Regions from separate parts of the Mus musculus genome. Here regions 2 and 3 are each linked to region 1. Evidence: chromatin loops called from intact Hi-C (ENCODE). Cell type or tissue: left cerebral cortex. All regions are shown on one strand. Links, peaks and the distances in the headings refer to the core of each region. The heading gives the core; the rest is flanking DNA. Region 1 holds the start of Gm43380 (a long non-coding RNA gene). Region 2 holds the start of Fbxl18 (F-box and leucine-rich repeat protein 18). Region 3 has its middle 20 kb from the start of Fscn1.

What was found. Hi-C counts contacts between places; a loop is a spot of excess contacts. Peaks named below come from ENCODE experiments on the same cell type or tissue, not always from the same donor. Only the 100,000 strongest peaks of a DNase experiment are listed, where the experiment ranks them.
Region 2: it touches region 1 in a loop (2.6-fold over the local background); 8 of 42 quality-filtered maps call a loop at or near these places.
Region 3: a loop joins it to region 1, with 6 times the contacts of the local background. A loop is called at or near these places in 36 of 42 quality-filtered maps.

The regions. Positions count from the first base shown.
Region 1 is chr5:143,034,023-143,041,233 of GRCm38, reverse strand. All of the region lies in intron 13 of Rnf216 (ring finger protein 216), which reads left to right. Gm43380 (a long non-coding RNA gene) reads right to left here and starts at 2,243. Exons shown (of 3, transcript XR_003955828.1): 1 at 1,806-2,243. In left cerebral cortex, for the core only: a CTCF peak has its summit at 3,865 (motif pointing right); DNase peaks (open chromatin) are centred at 2,183 and 3,870; H3K27ac peaks cover 878 bases.
Region 2 is chr5:142,891,297-142,898,507 of GRCm38, reverse strand. It overlaps Fbxl18 (F-box and leucine-rich repeat protein 18), which reads left to right and starts at 3,270. Exons shown (of 5, transcript NM_001033312.3): 1 at 3,270-3,398. Gm38733 (a long non-coding RNA gene) reads right to left here and starts at 3,204. Exons shown (of 2, transcript XR_003955825.1): 1 at 3,041-3,204; 2 at 1-803. In left cerebral cortex, for the core only: CTCF peaks have their summits at 2,137 (motif pointing right) and 3,260; a DNase peak (open chromatin) is centred at 3,255; H3K4me3 peaks cover 1,588 bases; H3K27ac peaks cover 1,095 bases.
Region 3 is chr5:142,936,540-142,943,750 of GRCm38, reverse strand. No RefSeq gene overlaps it. Among named protein-coding and RNA genes, the nearest start is that of Fscn1, 20 kb to the left of the region's middle. In left cerebral cortex, for the core only: CTCF peaks have their summits at 2,627 (motif pointing right) and 3,187 (motif pointing left); DNase peaks (open chromatin) are centred at 4,740, 5,305 and 5,594.

The sequences.
Region 1 (7,211 bases), core at 936-5,935:
ATGGTGCAAAGGTAGGAGGGGCTTGAGGCTAGGTAAGGGCCACAGCAAATTGTATATGTGCATAGCAGCTCTGTGTGTGCACACTCAGGGCCATGCTATTCAGGTCTGCCAGAAAGTCCCCAGTCTGTAAAATGCATACCCAGAGATGGTAATCTGGGCCTCTAGTACACATGTACCCTGGATCTTACCAAATGTACTCACTCGTAATATATAGTATTGTAGTTACCTGTACCACATGAAACCAGATTTCACATAAATCCTCAGTTTCTGAGTCTCTTAAATTTAGAAATGGAAATGAATCCTGCCTGGCAGCTGCTGGTCATGCCTGTTGTTAGATTTTCAACTGCTGTTGCTGCTTCTCAAACAGGCATTTGAAATCACAGATCTTGATGTAGACAATGCTCTGCTAAAAGTCAAGTGACAGGGTCTTGATCACCTTTAATTTCTACTTCTCAACTGTGTCTGACTTACTTGAATTAAATAAGTTGTAATAGGCACTTATTTACACTAAGTACCATAACTACAGATTTAATTCAACATAAATTCTGTGAACTCTGGACTGGAACCTTCTCTGTCCTCAGGACAGGATCCACAGTCAATTCCTGTTAGAAGTCAGGATTAGGGCCAATGTGCCAGACTCATTTTAACTTTGCACCTTGTTTGTATATTGAACCCAGTGTCTTGCACATACTTACACACTAACTGAGATATATCCTTTGTACTTATGGGTCCAGTCTCCAAATATAGTCATGCTCTCAGGTACTAGAGCTCAAAGCTCAACACATGGATTTTATAGGGACAAATACAGTTTGGTCCCTTGACATCTACACACCAACATTTTGTCTGTTTGTGGTTAGGAAAACAACATAAAACTAGCATGGTTATATTTAGGGCTACAGTGGAACCAAAGGAGGCGAGTGATACATCAGCACAAGCCCTGACTCTCACTCGGTGCCTCAGCTGCTGAGCCTGTAGCACTTAGCTGGGTCTGTGGGCAAGAGTTACACTGTTCTTGGTGACGCTTTATCCTGTTGTCTATCTTTGTCATTCAGAGCTGTTGCTGTAAGGAAAAAAATAAGGATGAAAACAAAGAGACTGGCACAGGGTTCTGCAGAGTCACTCTGGGCCTTCACCCCTGAGAAGGACTCAATAAAGGCTCCGTTTGTGACAATAGTTTAAGCCCAAACTGGCCTGGAGTTTACTATGTAGACCAGGCTAGCCTGGAACTCATGTTAATCTCCATGCCTAAGCTCCCAAATCCTAAGCTGGTCTATATTAGTTCTAGGACAGCTAAGGCTACATAGAAAAACCTTGTCTTAAAAGAGAGAGAGAGAGAGAGAGAGCAAGCGAGAGAGAGAGCAAGCGAGAGAGAGCAAGCTGAGCAGTGGTGGCACACCTTATTCCCAACACTTGGGAGGCAAAGGCAGGGCTATTTATTTATTATGCATTTATTACTCCAAGGCCTGCCAGGGCTACATAATTAAGACACAGAGCACTAGTGGCACATATTTTGATCCCAATTCCAGGAAGACAGAGCTCTGTGAGTTCAGAGATCTCAGAGCTGGTCTACATCGTGAGTTCAGGAAAGCTTGAGCTATACAGTTAGACTATATCTCAACAACAAGAATAATAAAATCAAGGTCTTCTTGTTAACTCGGTAGACTTCATTTGAAGCCAAATGGGTGAAAGTTTCATGAACATTGCATGAACTGTGCTAGTCCTTTATCCATACTGAAAAGAAAAAAGAAAGACCACAACTTCCCCATGATTACTGATGGCAAAAATGGAATCTCCAGAGAACTCACCTGATCAGAATAGGTATCAAAGGATCAGCAAGACCTCATCAAATGAGGCAGGGCTTCCCAGACTGCAGTGTGAAGTCCCCTGATGAAGACACAGCTGCTCACCCTGAGTATCGAGAACTTGGTGACCAGTGTTTATACCTGGATGAACTATCTCTAGTCATTTTCAGGAAGCAGGTCTTAAAAGAATAAGCTAGCAGCCATCAGGCTTGTTGGTACTGAATTGTCAGAGAGGTAAAGAGGCAGAGCCAGGCCACTCCATGAAGTCTGTGTTTAGGACGTCTGCTGAGTCAAGAGCTGTACCCTCACTGGTCCTTGCACTGCCCAGAAGATAGCAGACCAAGGCGTTGAACTCCAGCCTGTCTCCATCACTGAAGCCTGAGCTCCTCTCACACATACTGACTGGTTTCTGTTCCTCTCAGTAGATTGGGCAGCAGATGGGGAGACTTAAACCTCAAAAATAAAAGTGGAAGGAAAACCAATGGGACTTTCCAGTTAGCAACCCCAAAATATACCTGAAATCAGGACTCAGAGTCTGTGACTGCAAAACATAACTGTTTGTCACTTCTACCGCCAATCTGTTTACCCAGGATGGGGAACAGTAAAATATGTTTCATAAAACCGTCTGTCTGTCTGTCTCAGGAAACCACAAGAAGGGGAGACTTGGGCTAGTTGAGATAGCTCAGCAGGTAAAAGCACTTGCTACAAAAAACAAAGGACCTAAATTTGATCCCAGGAACCCATGAGAAAAAGTAGGATGCACTAGTGAGCATCTGTACTCGCCACACTCCTTCTGCAAGATGGGAGCTCACAGGAGACTCCAAGCTAGTGGGCACCTAGCCTGGGGACACAGTGCAGCAGAAACAAGATAAGAGGCGACCCCTGAAAGTTTTCCTCTGAACTTTGCTTGCTGGTGGCATGTGTGCACACATACCTCACACTTGCACCACACCCACACAAAAAGGAAAGTAGAAGGGTTTTTTTGTTTGTTTGGGTTGGGTTGGGTTTTTTGTTTGGTTGGCTGGTTGGTTGGTTTTTTGTTTGGATTGGGTTGGTGTGGTTTGCTTTTTTGAGACAAGGTTCACAGTATAACAGAGCCACGGCTGTCCTGAGCTTGATTTGTATACCAGGCTGGTCTCAAACTCACAGAGATCCGCTGGCCTCTGCCTCCCAAATGCAGAGATTAAAGTTGCCTGGCATTGAGATTCCATTTTCTTAAGGCTCAAAAAAAAAAAACCAGTTGAGTGGGGATCGTGGTCAGGTAACAGGAGAGCAGGCTCAGCCAGGACAGATCCTCTTCCCCAAAGCCCAGTTCTTAATGTAAAAGATAGTAGTAGACAGCAAGATGGGGCTTGAGCCTTCAGGATGCACATAGTTAGGAAACATATAGCCACCAGTTTTATATTTAGATTTTCCAGCCTAAATATAGACAAAAACTCACCTGTACCAATAGGATAACTGTTAGTTAATATATCCCAGTTGGATGCCTGTCTAGCATTTCTTTAGCTTACTTCTTTACTTCAAATACAGGTCTTCTCTACCATCCACCTCGTGACTGTGACCTTCAGCCCTCTACCTTAATCCTTACGACATTCCTGCCTGAATTTATCCCCTTAGTACTTATAATGCTGTCTTATTTGTATTTCATTTATTTAACATGTCATGATCCCCCACCAGTGTAACTTCCTGGCAGGCACAAGATTCTTTTTTATCCCCAGAATAGGACCTATGGTGCCTAGAAGGAACTCAGGTGGATGTTTGTAAGCTTCTGTGTAAATGTTTGCTTGTCCAGGTGTTGTCAATAATCTGCTGAAGGACCTCAGAGAAACCAGACTCAGCTTTTATTAACTTCTGGGGAGGAATTGGTGGGTTTGACATGAAGTCAGTTCTGATAAAGGCAAACTGAACTGTTACTAATGCCAGGAAGGCTTTGCCAGCCACTTTATCTCAGAACCCTGATCCCAACTGTAATGAAGAAAGCCGTCCTGTGACTCTGATATCCCTAGAAGTGATATCCAGTCTCCAAAGCAGGGTAGATGGAAACCAAATGGCTCTTACACTCTTTTGTCCCTAGAGGGCAGCATTAAGACAGAAACCCAGATCCTCCTGAAAGAGGTGCTTGACTTTCTAGCCTTATGGGGAGTGATGCTGAGTGGTTCCTTTACTGAGAAGTAGTGCAGTATCTGTCCAGTGCACACACACTTCAGCTTTAGTGTGTGTTAATAACATTTCTAAAACTTAAGGGAAATCTTTTCCTTCAGAAGCCCTTTTGCTAAAGAGAAAATCAAGATGAATGCAAGATTCGCAGCACTTAGCTGACCACACCCAGGTTGAAGTTCTGAGAAATGGTTTGTTTTGAAGCAGGGAAAACTCCTGGATGTAGAGTGCAACTTCTGGAAAGGTGTGAGCTGGTTGTCACGTACCACTTTTTAGAAAAAGTGGGAGAAGAGCAGGAACATAGAACCTGTAACTTGGGAAGTTGAAACTAGATAGATAGATACAAGGCCTGAGCTACAAGGAGACCTTTTCATAAATAAGTAAATAAATACACGCATACATACATAATAAATAGGTGCTGGAGAGATGGCTAAGAGCACTGACTGCTCTTCCAGAGGTCCTATGTTCAATTCCCAGCAACATGGTGGCTCACAACCACCTGTAATGTGATCCAATGCCCTCTTCTGGTGTGTCTGAGGACAGTGATGGTGCACTCACATATATAGAATAAATAGAAATCTTTTAAATAAATAATGAAAGATAATAATTATAATAAAAAACTTGACCATACCAGGTGGTAGTGGTGCATCCCTTTTAGTCCCAGCACTCAGGTGGCAGAGGCAGGCAGATCTTTTGAGTTTGAGCCCAGCCTGGTCTACAGTATGAGTTCCAGGATAGCCCGGGTTACATGGAGAAACCCTGTCTTGAAAAATCCAAGGGGGGGGGGGGGGAGAAGACGAAGGAAGATAAGGAGAAATACTGTAATGGCATGTAAGCCAAATGTCCCAAAAATTCAGGGTCATCAAGGTTTCCCAGATTCTCTGGTATTTGAAACATCTAGCCATGGGTTGATGTAGAGGATGTGGTCACTGGCAAGAGGCTATGGGCCTTGGCCATTCTCCAGGCTCCTCACTCCAGGTCTGAATCACACCTCAGTCCCCCTTCCATTCTCTCTGTATGCAACAGCTTCCCCAGATAACCTCAGGGTGGAGCAGCAGTGCCTCCCTTGCCTGGCCTGAACTTATCATGCTCAGTTCTCAGGGAACCCCAAGACCTGATAAGGGCCCACAATCCTAAAGGAAGATGGAGAGGGCGGGACTTCATAATGCCCTTCTCTCAGCCCTTTGCAGAGAGATGCCCTGACAGATGGATTGGCATTCAGTAGCAGTGGATGAAGAGGCAAGAATGGGCGAGTGAAGAGTCTTTTCATTCCTTTCAATACAGAAATCATTGCCATTTCAAATATCACCCTGAACCAGAACTTTGACCCAATTTTTTGATAGTAGTAATCATAATCACCAGCAGATCCTAAACAGCTGGTCACAGTGACACTTGTCTTAACTTAAGACTCAGGAGGCAGACACAAGAAGACTGGGCTATAGGCTAGTCTGTGCTATATGATGAGACTCCCAAATCACAAAAATAAAAAATCCTAATGGTCAGAGTCCTAGCCACTATTGCAGAGACAATTGATGAGTTTTCACAGGAAAGGTTCAGGGTTGTCGCGTCATGAGGAGTGACTGGCTGATCCTTGGCTCTGGCCTTTCTTTGTCCATGCTTCTTTCTATTGTCCCACCAGATGTGCAGAGTCACTGAAGGTGGGAGGAACAGCCACTTCCTTGTGGCCAGTTTAAGGTTACTTTGTTTAGCAGGCTCTATGGTGATCTTTAAAAAAAGAATAGCCTCAGATTTGGTCTGATTCCATCCTGCTGTTCACTGGGCCATTCTCAGGAAGCACCGTCTTGTGCAGCTGCGACCAGGCAGCTTTGCCAATGGCCCATTTGTGGCCTCCACATGAGATTCCACTGGGACCTCGCAGCTTGCCTTGTGCCCTTATACCTTGAGTTTTCCACTAAACAATGACCTGTTCTTGCCCACAGATCCCACATAGGGAAGCCGTGGGAATAGAGGGGAAAGAGCAAGCCTACAGCTCCATGGCCTTGGCCAAGTAACATGACTGTCTTAGCTGCTTTTCTCATTTCCTTCAAAACACGCACCTGTGCAGGACTTACAGTGCAGGACTTTCCTCACAGAGTTGCTGTGAGGATGAACTAAGAGCACTTGAGGCAGGAGAGACGGGCTAAGTACACGTGGTGCTCTTCTAGGTTCTTAACACCCACATCAGGTATCCTACAACCACCTGTAACTCCAGTCTATCTCTAGCAGAACTTGATGCCTCTGGCTTCTAAGAGCACCTGCACTTGTGCACATAGAGGTACACATACATGTAATTAAAAATGAAAACAAGGGGGCTGGTGAGATGGCTCAGTGGGTAAGAGCACTCAACTGCTCTTCCGAAGGTCCGAAGTTCAAATCCCATCAACCACGTGGTGGCTCACAACCATCTGTAACATGATCTGACGCCCTCTTCTGGGGTGTCTGAAGACAGCTACAGTGTACTTACATATAATAAATAAATAAATCTTTTTTAAAAAAATGGCCCCCACCCCCCAAAAAATACTTAGTGGATGTTCTTGCAAAGTACCCTTTGTGAAGGTGTTTGCATTTTAAGTACCTGGCTTCTGAAATTTCTAGCTCTAAAAATCTGGGTACTGCCCACCCTTTTTTAAAGATTTTTTTTTAATGCTTGTGTTTATGTGTAAACCTGGGTTGAGTTTATATGCACAATGGGCAGGCAGGACCCAGGGAGAGCAAAGGGGGCAGCAGATCCACCATCTCCACTTCTGCCTCTTCAGCCATCAAATCCTCATACTCTCTCCACTCCGCCTGACTTCTGGCTCCTGCCTGTAGCGTTTAGCACCAGCAGCCTGCTAATCCAGGTCTCCTTTCAGTGTCTGACCCCTTCCTGCCCCAGCCACCACTCTGCTCCTCTGCCATGCCTGAGCGTGCCCTTTCCTGTCAACTGCTGACTCCTGTGCACCTTCAGCCACAACATGTCACCCCTCAGACCTCTCCAGCCTCTGGGCTGAGTGGGTATGGCTATTCCTGTGCCATGCCTGACAGCAGGCAGACACTGAGTCACACCCACTGCTACAGCTGTAACATGTGGTAGGAACTGCCCTGCCTCAGACCAGCCCCCATCCTATACCACTCACAGTGTTTTAACCCTGAGAGTGTCTGTCACAGGGCAGAAGCAGCTTAGTAACTGTATAGGCTTGTCTTCCATGCATGTCTCTCAGGACTCTCCACTCAATTACATGTGGGCATGCTAATGTAAGCTGTGTTTACAGA
Region 2 (7,211 bases), core at 722-5,721, 140 kb after region 1:
TGGACCTTGGTGTTTTGATAGTTGGACCTTGGAGTTTTAGGCAGGCATAAGTAAGTAGCCAAATAAGGCACTAGACCTTGGTGCTTTAAGAATCTAGTAGTTTAGCAAGGGAGAGGGCAAGCCCAATGCCACGTTTGCTTTGCTTGGACCCGTGCTTCACGCTGGGCTGGAGAGATGGCTCAGTGGTTAAGAACAAGCCTATGTGTTCTTTTATAGTGCACTTTTATTAAAATCTAAATTAACTTAGCAGATCTTTTATATTAAGTAGTGTATTTAGTTTCTGACTTTTGGTTTTTTATGTTTCGTTTGTATAAATATTAATTATTTGGGCTAATGCATCTGGACCATGTTCAAGGTCATGGAGATGCCAAATATGTATGTAGCCAAGGCCAATGAGGCTGTTGGGGAGTATGGAGCTGAGAAGTGTCTAAGCAGATACAAAATAGAGGCAGACAAGATGGCGTTACCTTAGTCACTTCAAGACAAACCACTGTTTGCACGTGAAGACCAGAGGACAACTTTATTTTCTCTTTCTAGTTTTATGTGGGTTCTGAGCCACCTTGGCAGCCCAACTCTCTTCTTCTTTTTTTCAGTTTGAAAGATACTTCAAGACAAGCCTTGTATCACTGGTCTCCACCCAGGCCAGTGATATCTTTGTAGTGTGTCACAGTCTTGGCTTTTCTTGGAATGTCCTTGAGCTGGAATCCAGTCCCACGCTGGGAGCCTTTTCTGATTGGCCTCCTTTGTTGCATAATGTGCCTCCAAGTTTGATGGCACACATCTGTGACTCTGGCACCTGGGAACTTGGAAAGGCAGGAGGAGCTGCAGTTGGAGGCCAGCCTGAAATAAATAGTAACCTTCGGACCAGTCTAAGCTTTATGATACCGTAGTGCAAAGAAACCTGGAAAGGGCTTGCAAAGCGGCTCACTGAGGAAGAGCATCTGCCGCACAAGTGACCTGACGACAGCCAATAGAAACCACTGCTGGGGCTGGCGAGATGGCTCAGTGGTTAAGAGCGCCGACTGCTCTTCTGAAGGTCCTGAGTTCAAATCCCAGCAACCACATGGTGGCTCACAACCATCCGTAACGAAATCTGATGGAGTATATGAGGACAGCTACAGTGTACTTACATATAATAAATAAATAAATCTTTAAAAAAAAAAAAAAAAAGAAACCACTGCTGATGGGGCTGGAGAGATGGCTCAACGGTTAAGAGCACTGACTGCCCTTCCAGAGGTCCTGAGTTCAATTCCCAGCAATTCCCACATGGTGGCTCACAACCATCTGGTGTGTCTGAAGACAGCGACAGTGTACTCATATACATTAAATAAATAATTTTTTTTTTTTAAAAGAAACCACTGCCAAAGGAGGAAACTGACTCCCCGGGTCTGTCCTTCAACGTCTGCATGTGCTTCCTGCTACATGCACCTATACACCTCTCTCTCTCTCTGTCTCCCCACACAATGTAAAATAAGAAATATAATTAAAAATGAAAAGGGAAGAAGTTGTTGAGTGTTGATGGTAGTGGTGGGAGATGGGCTGGGGTGTACATTTGTGGCCATCTTTATCTGGCACAGTGAGAATCAGCTGATGTCGAGCGATCGGGCTCCATCAGTGGCTCCAACTCACCCCTGTGCCCACCCCTTTCTGTGGCTTCCTGTTGCTCGTAAATTTTCTCTTCTCTGTAGTAGATGACAATGCTAAACTGGAGGGTTTAACCAGGGGCTTCAAACTCAGCTTTCCTGCTGTGTTCATAATTTGATTAATTTTTATAATTATTATTTTAGTTATGTGTCCCAAGGGAAGAAGGGTGTATTAGTTCCTCTATAGCCTTGGCAGTCCTGAAACGCACTATGTAGACCAGGCTGGCTTCAAACTCACTATATAGCCTAGGGTAACCTTGACCTGCAGGTCTTCCTGCCTCCACTTTCTGAGTCCTAAGATTGTTTCCGTTTGGTTTGGTTTATATAGTGCCAGGGACGGAACCCCGGGTTATGTATCTGCTAGACAAATACTCAAATGAACTACATCCCCAGCTCCCATTAAACTATTATCTTAATTTTAAACCATCTGGACTTCCTTCCTGACTCTTTCTCTGTGTACACTCGAGCGAGAGCACATGTGCATGACCAGTGCAGACACAGACACCAGAGGGCAGCTTCTAGAAGGCAGTCTTCTCCTTCCAGCGTGTGGGTCCTTGGAATCAAACTCACTTCAGGTGGTCAGTCAGAGTCAAGCTCCTTTCCCTGACGAGTCATTTCACGAGCTCTAGGAAACCATTTTTAACTGGAAACGCCGTGGAAACATTTATTATTCATTTATTCAGCAAATATTTATTTGTTCAGTGTTGACATGCAAAGAACAGTACCAGGCAGACTCTCTGCTTAGTTATGGGGGTACAGGCAGGGTGCTTACTTAGCACGCATGAAAGGAAGCCTTAGGTTCAATCCTCAGTAGTGTTAAAAAACAAAACAGCCGGGCGTGGTGGCGCACGCCTTTAATCCCAGCACTCGGGAGGCAGAGGCAGGCGGATTTCTGAGTTCGAGGCCAGCCTGGTCTACAAAGTGAGCTCCAGGACAGCCAGGGCTATACAGAGAAACCCTGTCTCGATAAACCCAAAACAAACAAACAAACAAACAAAAAAACAAAACAAAACCAAAAACCAACAACAACAACAACAAAACAAGATGGGGCTGGAGAGATGGCTCAGCGGTTAAGAGCACTGACTGCTCTTCCAGAGGTCCTGAGTTCAATTCCCAGAAACTTTGTCTGAAGACAGCTCCAGTGCACTCACATACATTAAATAAACAGTGGCCTAGGCATAGATGGGAGGCAGAGGTAGGCGGATTTTGTGACTTCAAGGCCAGCTTGGTCTTTATAGCTAATTCCAGGACAGCCAGGACTACAGAGTGAGACTCAAAACAAGCAAAAAGGCTTAGCAAGTCAGGCGGTGCAAAGAGCTATTGAGAGTTGTAACGCAAGATGAGGGGCAAATTCAGGAGCGTGTGCACATGAAGGTTGCTATGGTTATCTAGGATACCTGAGCGCTGTGACAGATGACTTGGAGCGCAGTGTGTAGCGCGAATGGCAAATGCAAAGGCCTGGAGCAGAACGCATGTTGTTGGAGCGACAGCAAGAAACTGCGGAGGTAGCTTAAGAGACTGGTCACTCGTGACCTTCTGGACGCCTCTGAATCCTGAGAGTACTTTATGCCACACCCAACATGGCGACCGCACCGGGTCCATCCGGGCGCAAGCGGAAGTACGTCTAGGCGTGCGCCGCAGCCACGCCCCTTACCGGGGTCTCTGTGGAGCTGTGGCCGCGCCGGCTTCGAGCATCCCTACGCTGGCAGGCTGGGGGACTGTGAGGCTGCAGCTCCGGCGGCTAGCTCCGGAGAGGTACGACCTGCACCTCCAGCCCCGGCGGCTGGAGTCCCCTCTGGGCTTCCCTCCCGACCCTGGCTTTATTCCAAGGCCCATCCTTGCCGTCTCCTACCCTCCTACCAGGCCCTCTCCTCTCCTGACCCCATCTGTTCCCAGGCGCACAATCTCGATGGCCAGAATGGACCCTTTCACGTGGCCTGCTGAGTTTCCAGGCCTTTCCCCCGTCTCCTTGTGTGTTGGCTCTGCCCTCGCAGCTATGGGACGTTGTCCCTTCTGCTTGTGTTTTCTTGTTTGTTTTACACTGTAGCCCAGTCTAGCCTGGAGTTCAGTGTGCAGCCCAGGCTGGTTTTGAACGTACAGCAATCTTTCTATTGTAGCCTTTGTAAATCTGGGGTTACAGGTGTGCATCATCACGCGGTGGTTAATGTGCAGCTAAGGGTGGAACTCAGGGCTTCGACCCCATTCCCAGCCCTGGCTTCTTCTTTTTTTCTATCAGCTTAAGTGCAGCCCACTTCTTTCTGGAGTCTACTTGTGATGCGCGGGAGTGTGATAGGGCGTCGGACTGACCCCAGAGCTTTATGATCTAGGTCAGCTGGAGAATCCCACTGCGTCTTGTTACGGGTGTGCAGTATTTTTTTCTGCAGACGACAGTATGGGGCCGTGGCGGGGGTTAGGGGAGCACCTGGTAGCTTCCCTGTTGCCTTCCTCCCTATCTTGAGTTATATTTGTTCTTTCCTAGGTACTCGCATCTGGGGGTACACCTATTTATCATATTAGCGTGTGTGTATGCGTGAGTACTGGCATGTGCATGTCATGGGTGCGTGTCGTGGCGTACATGTGGAAGTCAGAGGACCACTTTGAAGAGTTGGTTGTTGCCTTTTATCTGGTTTATATTAGTGTGTGTGTGTGTGTGTATGTGTGTATGTATAACTGTGTGTGGGTATGTGTACATGAGTACAGGTGTCTGAGGAGACCAGAGGATCATGTGCACCCGGTGTTGGAGTTACACAGGTGGTTATTCGCCTCCCCAGTGTGGGTACTGGGAATCGAACTCAGGTCCTCCGAAAGAGTAGTACTAAATTATCGCTTCTGCCTTTCCCCCCAGTTGAGACAGGATCTCTCTTGATGGTGTATACTCCAGAGTAGCTGGCTTGTGAGCTTTTGACAGATGCCCCTATCTCCTCCTCTCACTTTGCGCTAGCAGTGTTGGGATGGCAGATGTGGGTCACTGCATCCAGCATTTTATGTGGGTCCCAGGGTTTGAACTTGGGTCATCGGGTTTGCAAGGCAAGCTCTCTTGCTCACTTAGCCGTCTTGCTGATCTCTGGGCACACTTTTAAGTCCTAGGAGTTTCCTTGCATTTATCCAGTGAGACTTACAAGTGTTTTCCAGGGTATGAGGACTATGTCTGGGGTCTGTTGGAAGCTTCTCTTTCTTTGAAGAAAACTGGACTCAGAAGTGTCTCTTTGATTGACAGGAAAGAGAGTGTGTGGTCCAGCTCTAGACTAATGAGAGAGGAGTGAGGTGGTAGAAAGTTATGTCTCTAGCAAGAGGAGTTCCAGGATAGTATTGCTGTATTAGTAGCTCTCAATGACTTCTACGTCCTAGGGATTAAATAGACATGTCTGCTCGTGTGATCCTATGGAGTCCTGACTCAAAAGCTCCTCTGTTCCCTGAGTGAGCAACATAGCCAGCCAGTAAGGTTTGAGCCTCTGAGATTAGATTTTGCTATGGTGCCTAGGCTGCTGTCAACTTCACAGGTTCAAGGTGTCTTCCCGTCTCAGCCTCCTAAGTAGCCAGGACTGTAGACCCACATTGCTGTGCTTGGCTCCTGTGCGTGCTCTCGAATGTGGGAGTGCTTGTGGAGGCCCCAAATCAATGTTGGATGTCCACAAGCACTCTTTACTTTAGAAAGCATTTTTTAAAATAAAAGATGTATTTATTTATTTATTTTGTGAGTACACTGTAGCTGTCTTCAGACACACCAGAAGAAGGCATTGGATCCCATTACAGATGGTTGTGAGCCACCATGTGGTTGCTGGAAAATTGAACTCAGGACCTTTGGAAGAGCAGTCAGTGCTCTTAACCACTGAGCCATCTCTCCAGCCCTAGAAAGCATTTTTTAATTAATTATTTTTGAGACAGAATCTCATTATGTAGATCAGGCTGGCCTTTAACTCACAGAGATCCTTCTGCCTCTGTCCCCACAAGTGCTGGGATTAAAGGTTTGTGCCACCACACCCAGCAAGTGTGTTTTTTTTTTGTTTTTGTTTTTGTTTTTGGTTTTTTTTTTGGTTTTTCGAGACAGGGTTTCTCTGTGTAGCCTTGACTGTCCTGGAACTCACTCTATAGACCAGGCTGGCCTCGAACTCAGAGATCCGCCTGCCTCTGCCTCCCAAGTGCTAGGATTAAAGGCGTGCGCCACCACGCCCGGCTTTGTTGTTGTTTTTTGTTTTTTTTTTTTTTTAATGTGAATGTGTGTTTGAGTGCTTGCTTGTGTGTATGTACGTGTGCCGTGTGTACAAAGTGCCAACAGGCCAGAAGAGAGTTGAGCCCCTGGGACTTTAACTGTAGTTAATGCTGGTTGTGAACCATCGTGTGGGTGCTGAGAACTGAACCTGGCTCCTCTGTAAGAGCTCAGTTGACAGCTGAGCCATCCTCTCTCCAGCCCTTCCGTCTTGTATTTTGAGACAGGGTCTCATTGAACCTCACTGATTTAGGCTGACTGTCTGGGCATCTTCAGGGATCCTTCTGTGTCCACCTCCCCATTGCTAGGACTGCAGCTGCAAGCTGCCACTCTAGGCTTTTAACAAGGGTGCTGGAGATCCAAACTCAGGTGTTAGTGCTTGTATGGCAAGCTCCGTACGAGTAAGGCATCTCTCCAGGAAGAGAGACTGTGGGTTCAAAGTCATGCTGACAAACCCGCTGCCAAAGCCCGGACTGCGAACTGCCTGGCGGTGGATGGAGGACTCAGGAGGGAGGAGGGGAAATCATAAGGGTAGGACTTCTCATTTTCCGCTTGGATTTGTGGGGAGGACTGCTGACCAAGCCGGCCTTTACTCTGTAGTCCTGCCTCATCCTCCCAAGTGTAGGATTCACAGGGTAATTCTCAGTGTGACAGCCTAGGGTCCAGTGAAGAAGAGAACGGCTGGGGTTGGGGGTGAAAGCAGTGCTTTGGGCTCGGGTGGAGGAGGATCCACATAAAAGACTAGAATCAGTGCGTCCCAGCAGCAGTGCCTGAGTCAACCTGGTGACTCTGCATGTGTGCATTTGTGCATATGCCTGTGTGATTACAGGAGCGCACCGCTAGGCTTGGTTTTTCAAATTTGCTAGCCAGCTTTGGCGTGTCATAGTTCTAAGCCAATTGTATTCCAGTTGAGCTGCCATAAGTAAATCCTGGCAGGAGCCTGCTGTCTACAGGGAGAGTGGGTATGGCACAGGGTGGCTGTGAATTGGACTCAGGTCGGCCTGGTTCTGTGCTTTTTTTCTCAGGCAGTTAAGAAAAAAAAAAAGCCTTGATCTGGGGAGACGGCTCAGTCAGTAAAGTGCCTGTTCTGTATCTCCAGCAGCCACATCAAAAGCAAAGCAGGGTGTTGCATCGTGTCTGTGCGTCGGATCCCATGCTAGTGGGGCAGAGGCAGAGGGTCCTGGGGCTCCATGACTGCTTTGTCTAGATGAGCCTCAGACAAATAGGACAGAGACTTAGGAAGACACTCCCTGTCCAGCCAGGCTTACACACACACACAACTCCACATATGTGTGACCATATACATAACACACTTACACACAGGATGCAAACAAGGAAACCCTCCTGTAAGATAGGAGTAA
Region 3 (7,211 bases), core at 1,226-6,225, 98 kb after region 1:
TATCTCATTCGTAAAGCACTTGCCTGGCATATAGAGGGACTTCAGAGACATCTGTCCGTCCCTCCCTCCCTTTCTTCCTCCCTACTCCCACCTTCGTCCTTCTTCCCTCTTACTTAGTCCCTCCTCCTTCTCTCCTCTCTCCTCTCCTCCCTCTCTCTCTCTCTCTCTCTCTCTCTCTCTCTCTCTCTTCAAGACAGGGTTTCTCTGTATAGCCCTGGCTGTCCTGGAACTCACCCTGTAGACCAGACTGGCCTCAAACTCAGAAATCTGCCTGCCTCTGCCTCCCCCTCCTCCCCTTTCTTATTTCTTCTTATTTCACTCTTTCAGCACCTTGCTCTTTAGGCCGAGGCAGTCCTCAGACTTACAGTCCTGCCTTCTTAGCTTCCTTAGTCTTGAAATCAGAGACTTGTGCCACCACGTGTGGCTGAAAGCAGTTATCTTCGAGCAATGGTGGATCCCAGAGCCAGGTGGGGTGCGCCAGCTATGGCAGGGTCTCCAACTTCACAGCCATCATCCCAGGCCAGTGACCCTGGCAAAGGCACTTGCCCTTCTCTATCATGAGTCAAGTGCAAGGTAAGGGGGTATAAAAACCAGAAGCCATCCCTTCAACAGAGGGCAGAACCACACCAGGACTGTGCCTGGAGTGGGCTTTTACCTCTGATCATAGGTTTAGCCTATTATCTGCAAGAGAGAACAAGTCCCGTCCCCACCCCCACCCCACCCCACCCCATCAGCACTAGCCAGTTTGCAGGGTCCCAGGCCCAGCCCTTTCTAATCCTCCCAGATCCTAAGTCACCATGGTTTCCTGCAGGGGTAGATGTGTTGTTCCCTGGGGATAAGTGAGAGGTCTGCGGAATCCTGTGAGCACAAAAGAAGGGGGATCTGGACTGCGATGTGGCTCAGGCAGCAAAGTGCTGGGCTAGCGGTCTGGAGGCCCTGGGTTCCATCCCCACCACCCTGATAAACCAGACCCAAGGATACACAGTGCTATCCCAGCATTAGGAAGAGGGACAGACATGGGGATCCAGAGTTAATAACAAACCTGGGGTCTGTTTGAGGCCAACCTGGGCTACAGGAAAATCTGTCTCAAATAACAGAGGGAAAGAAAAGAAAAGAAAAGAAGAGAAGAGAAGAGAAGAGAAGAGAAGAGAAGAAAAGAAAAGAAAAGAAAAGAAAAGAAAAGAAAAGAAAAGAAAAGAAAAGAAAAGAAGAGGGGAGGAGGAAGAGGGGAGGAGAGGGGAGGGGAGGGGAGGGAAGGGGAGGGAAGGAAGAAAGAAGCCAGGCAGTGGTGGCACATGTCCTTAATCCCAGCACTTGGGAGTCCATGACCACCCTGGTCTACAGAGCAAGTTTCAAGACAGCCTGAAATTATCTGGAACCTAAAATTGTTTTCTGTTTTGTCAGGGCTTCTAAATAGGCAGGTGCTCCACCACTGAGCCACACCCACAGCCTTTTTACTGTTTTACAAAATAATTTTAATTTTCAAATTATTTTTAATTTCTTATTTATGTGTATACATGCGTGTGTGAGTGTGTGTGTATGTATATTATGTGAGTGTGTGCCACATGTATGTGGTACTTGTGTGTGAGTATGTGTGAGTGTGCGTGTGAGTGTGTATGTGAGTGTATGTCACCTGTATGTGGTGCCTCTGTGTGTGTGTGTGTGTAAGTGTGTGTGCCACATGTATGTGGTACCTATGGAGACCAGGAGATGGTGTGAGGTCCCCTGGAATTGGGGTTACAGGCAGTTGTGCACCACCCAATGAAGATGCTGGCTGGGAACTGACCTCAGGTCTTCTGGGAAGCACCAAGCACTCTTTTTTTTTTTTTTTTTTAAGGTTTATTTATTTATTATATGTAAGTACACTGTAGCTGTCTTCAGACACTCCAGAAGAGGGAGTCAGATCTTGTTACAGATGGTTGTGAGCCACCATGTGGTTGCTGGGATTTGAACTCTGGACCTTCGGAAGAGCAGTCGGGTGCTCTTACCCACTGAGCCATCTCACCAGCCCACACCAAGCACTCTTAACTGTTGAGCTGTCTCTCCAACTCATGTGGCCACACACAAACACACATAAAAGTTACCCACTGAGCCACCTCCCAGACCCACCTTTTCCTTTCTAGAGATAGTTTAGGATTCTCAAATAAACAAACAAAACTAACAACCTGGGTTTGTTGGCACATTCTTTTAATTCAAGCACTCAGAAAGCAGAGGCAGGGGGGTCTCTGTGAGTTCAAGGCCAGCCTGGTCTACATAGCAAATTCCAGGACAGCCAAGACTACATAGGGAGACCCTGTGTCAAAAAATAAAAACAAACAAATTTTAAAAACTAGAAGTCATAAGACATGCTGTTCCATGCCTGCAACCCCAACACTCAGGAGTGGAGGCAGGGGAAAGAGTTCAAGGCCAGCCTGGATGTGTATTGAGTTTGAAGCCAGTCTGGGATATATGAGGCCCTGTCTCTGGATGAATGGATGAATGGATGAATGGATGAATGGATGAATGGATGAATGGATGAATGGATGAATGGATGAATGGATGAATGGATGAATGAATGAATGAATGAATGAATTTTTTAAAGGATTTACTTTATCTTTAAATGTATGTGTGTGTCTTGGGGTGGTTCATGCATGCAGTTGCCTGAGGAGGCCAGAAGAGGGCGTCAGATCCCCGGGAGCTGGAGTTACAGGTGGTTATGAACACCTGTGTAGGGTGCTAGGAACTGAACTTGGGTCCTCTGCAAGTGCAACGGATGCTCTTAGCTGCTGGGCCATCTCTCCACTCCTGAGGTTGTTTGTTTGTTTGTTTTTTCGAGACAGGGTTTCTCTGTATAGACCTGGCTGTCCTGGAACTCACTTTGTAGACCAGACTGGCCTCAAACTCAGAAATCCTCCTGTCTCTGCCTCTCGAGTGCTGGGATTAAAGGCATGCGCTACCACTCCTGAGTTTTTAAAAAGTAAAAAAGTCAGTATGGCCTAGGGATTCCAGCACCACAAAGTAAAGAAAGAAAGAAGCAAATGGAGAGAGACAAGGCAGCAGGAAGGAAAACTTACAGTAAGTTTCACTTAACAGGGCCTGGAGAGATGACTCAGAGGTTAAGAACACTGGCTGCCCTTCTGGAGACCTCGTTTAGTTCCCAGGACCCACATGGTGGCTCACAACCATCTACATTAGGATCTGATGCCCTCTTCTGGTAAGCAGATGTACATGCATACAGTACACAGGTAGTAAAACTCATAGATGGATGGATGGATGGATGGATGGATGGATGGATGGATGGATGGATGGATGGGTAGATGGATGGGCAGGCGAACAAACAAATATATAAATCTTCACCTTTTTTTTTAACTTAAAGATCTACTAAGGGTAGGCTGTCCTGCTGCATTAGGGAGGGGCTGGCTTTAGAGAAAGAGGGACCTTGGGAGTCGAAAACTAAGGACACTCAAGAGATTGATACCCAGGTGTCTTATGGTAACACTTTTTGGTTATAATTAAAGCAAAGAACTTCAATACCTGATGATTTAAACTGGCCTGACTGGAAAGCGGGGTTGTTATATATTCATCTATGAGTTTCTCCGAAGATCAGACAACAGGTGAGTTCTTTTCCCTGGGTCACTTGAAATTCAGCATGGCCACTTGAGTTTTTGACTTTTATTCTCTTGGGTTGTGACTCATTGAGGGAGCTTAGCCTCAAACAGGAGGCTCCTGCCTTCATTTCGTTTGTTTGCTCATGGATTTTTGGAAGGGCAGGGAGGGTTGTTGTTTTTGTGTTTTTGAGACAAAGTTTCTTTGTGTTGTAATCCCAGTACTTGTAGTCCAGAACTGAGGCTGGAGAAACAAGAGTTCAAGGCCATTGTCAGTTACATTTTAAGTTTGAAGCCTTGACTATCCTGTAACTCCCTCTGTAGACCAGGCTAGCCTCCAACTTTCAAAGCTCAGCCTGCCTCTGAATCTGGGATTGAAGACATGCAGCACCACCAAGCTCTGTCTTTGATTTGCTATCCTGTTCTGCTTCAATTAGTCGTGTGTGTGTGTGTGTGTGTGTGTGTGTGTGTGCACCTTGGTAACGTATGTAGAGATCAGTGAACATTTTTCGAGAATCAGTTCTCTCCATTCTGAGGGTTCGGGAGTCAAACTGAGGTTGGCAGGCCTGGCAGCGCGCCCCTTTGCCTGCTGAGCCATCATGGAGGTCCCCTCTGCTTTCCTTTATTGGACACTGCCTCACACCGCCAAACCCTGACCCTTCCCCTCCTCTCAAGTGCCAGGATTATTTCAGCTATGACCAGCCACGACCAGACTCCAAATTTTTGTTTGTACCTTTAGAAATTATCGTCTCGCCAGGCGGTGGTGGCGCACGCCTTTAATCCCAGCACTTGGGAGGCAGAGGCAGGCAGATTTCTGAGTTCGAGGCCAGCCTGGTCTACAAAGTGAGCTCCAGGACAAGCCAGGGTTATACAGAGAAACCCTGTCTCAAAAAACAAAAAAACAAAAAAAAAAAAAAAAAAGGAAAATATCGTCTCAAATAGGCAAGCTGTGAAAAGAAAAGCCATATGACATGTCATTAGGACACAGGAGAAGCTGGGGAGATGTTTCAGTGGGTAAGATACTTGAAACACAGGCATGAGGAACTGAGTTCAAATCCCCAGCATCCATGAGGGAAGTCAGGATCTGTAACCACGGTTGCTGTGGAGACAGGAGAACTCTAGGACCAGCTGGCTACCAACCTAGCTCCAGGCTCAGTGGGTGTACTTCTCTGGCCTGCGTCCTTGTATCTATGTGTGTGTGTGTGTGTGTGTGTGTTCGTGTGTGCGCGTGCGCCGCGTGGGCACACACGCGCGCGCGCACACACACACACACACACACACACACACACACACTGTAGGAGCTGGCTTCAGGCCTCCCTGTAGACCAAGTCTAATAACATAATCAAACTGTTGCAGGGACACCCACTCTAATCCAAGCATTTAAGAGGTGGAGGCAGAAAGATTACCATGAGTTATACCATGCCAGTATGGGTTATAGATACCCCAAGAACAGAAAAACAAACAGTTGGGACTGGAGCTCAGTCAGTGGAATGCTTGCTCGCAGGCCCAAGAACCTGGGTTCAATGTCCCACATCTGTCTCCTAAGCCAGATGTGGTGGTGGAAGCCAGTATTCTCGTGGGCGTGGCCTGGCGAAGTGGGTGTGGCAAAGCTTGCCAATTTCTTTGTGTTAGTTGTGGTTAGGAACGACTAGAGATGGACCAATCTGGAGAGTTCCGGACTCTGAGGTCAGGAGCGTGGGCGGAGCTTGCAGGGGAAACTGGTTTGTTTCAGAGTTCTGGGAAGAAGATGCCTGCAGACCAGGGAGTTTCTCTCTGACCCCTGGCCCCAGTTGTGTGTGGTGTCTACCTCCACCCTTGGTCTCCCATTGCAGAGGGCGCTGAGAATTCAGCAGATCAGAATCGGCTGCTTCTGACCCGGACAGAGGCGAAAGGCTTCTGCAAATTTTGGTTTTCTAAATCCAGTGAGATCCAGGAAAGCAAGATTTTCCAACTCCTACAAGTCGAAGCAGCCACAGTCCCTTCTCTGTGCCTACGTGGTGCGTGGGAGCCCAGAGAAGCTGCGAACTTTTGTGAAATCACACAGCACTCGAGTAAACCCAGAGTCTCTTAAACCAAAGCAGGGAAAACGGAGTTGGTGTCTTGGGATACATTTGGAGGTAAAATCCATGCGGGTGGGGTCTGAATCAGCTGAAAAGTGTGTGGTCCCTGTCCTTAGGAGGCTGAGGGAGGGGCTGGAGAGATGGCTCAATGGTTAAGGGCACTGACTGCTCTTCCAGAGGTCCTGAGTTCAATTCCCAGCAACCACATGGTGGCTCACAACTATCTGTGATGAGATCCAATGTATGCTTCTGGTGTGTGTCTGAAAGATAGCTACAGTGTACTCATATAAATACAAATAAATAAATCTTTGGGAAAAATAAAAAAAGGGGAGGCTGAGGGAGAAGGCATGATACGGGTCTGAGGCCAGCCTGTAACATACCTATAATCCCAGCCCTCGGTAGGCAATGAGAGGTTGATCTCTGTAAGTTCAAGGTTAGCCTAGTCTACATAGGGAGCTCTAGGACAGCAAGGACTACACAGAGAGGCCCTGTCACAACAATAGCAAGTAAAGGCCAAGCAAGACAGGCCTTTACTTCCAATATTCAGAAGGTAGAAGCAAGTGACAGGAGTTCAGGGTCATCTTCGCCTTCTTACAGAGTTTGAGGGGTAGCCTAGGCTATATGATATATGATCACACACACACACATATAACATGGGGGCTTGATTTAGGTGTTCAGCTGGACTCGAGCTGGAGAGATGGCTCAGTGGTTAAGAGCATTGACTGTTTTTCCGAAGGTCCTGAGTTCAATTCCCAGCGACCATATGGTGGCTCACAACCATCTGTAATGGGATCTGATGCTCTCTTCTGGTATGTTTGAAGACAGCTACAGTGTAATTACATATAACAATAAATAAATCTTTTTAAAAAGCCAGGCGTGGTGGTGCACGCCTTTAATCCCAGCCTCAGGAGGCAGAGGCAGGCGAATTTCTGAGTTCGAGGCCAGCCTGGTCTACAAAGTGAGTTCCAGGACAGCCAGGGCTACATAGAGAACCCCTGTCTCGAAAAACCAAAAAAAAAAAAAAAAAGAAAAGAAAAGAAAAGCTGGACTCCTGGCGCCCCATAGAGACTGCTGGCCCCTGCCTCCTATAAGCCTGTGTCACAGGCTTGTGCCACATCGCCAGTGTACACACCCAGCACAGGAACATTTCCTGTATCTCTTCTCTGCTGCTACTCTTCCCCTATCTAGGCTAGCTGGCCAGCGAGCCAGTTTCCTGGAGATTCTCCTGTCTCATTCTCTCGTCTTGCTATAGGAGTTCTGGGGTTACAGATGCATGGCCCTGAATCCAGTTTTTCGTGTGCATACCAAGGATTAAACTCAGGTCATCTAGACAGAATCTCTTTACATACCTACATAGCCCTGGCTGTCTTGGAACTTACTAGGCAGACCAGGCTGGCCTCAAACTCATAGAGATCGGCCTGCCTCGGCCTCCTAAGCCTTAGGATTAAAGGCCTTCACAACCAGGCCTGGGATATTTTGCCTTTTAGAACTCAGAATTCTTCCTCCTAAATGGGTCTGTGGGCGTCTCCCCTGCAGTTCTCCGCATAGGCAGGTACAGCCCCGCCCA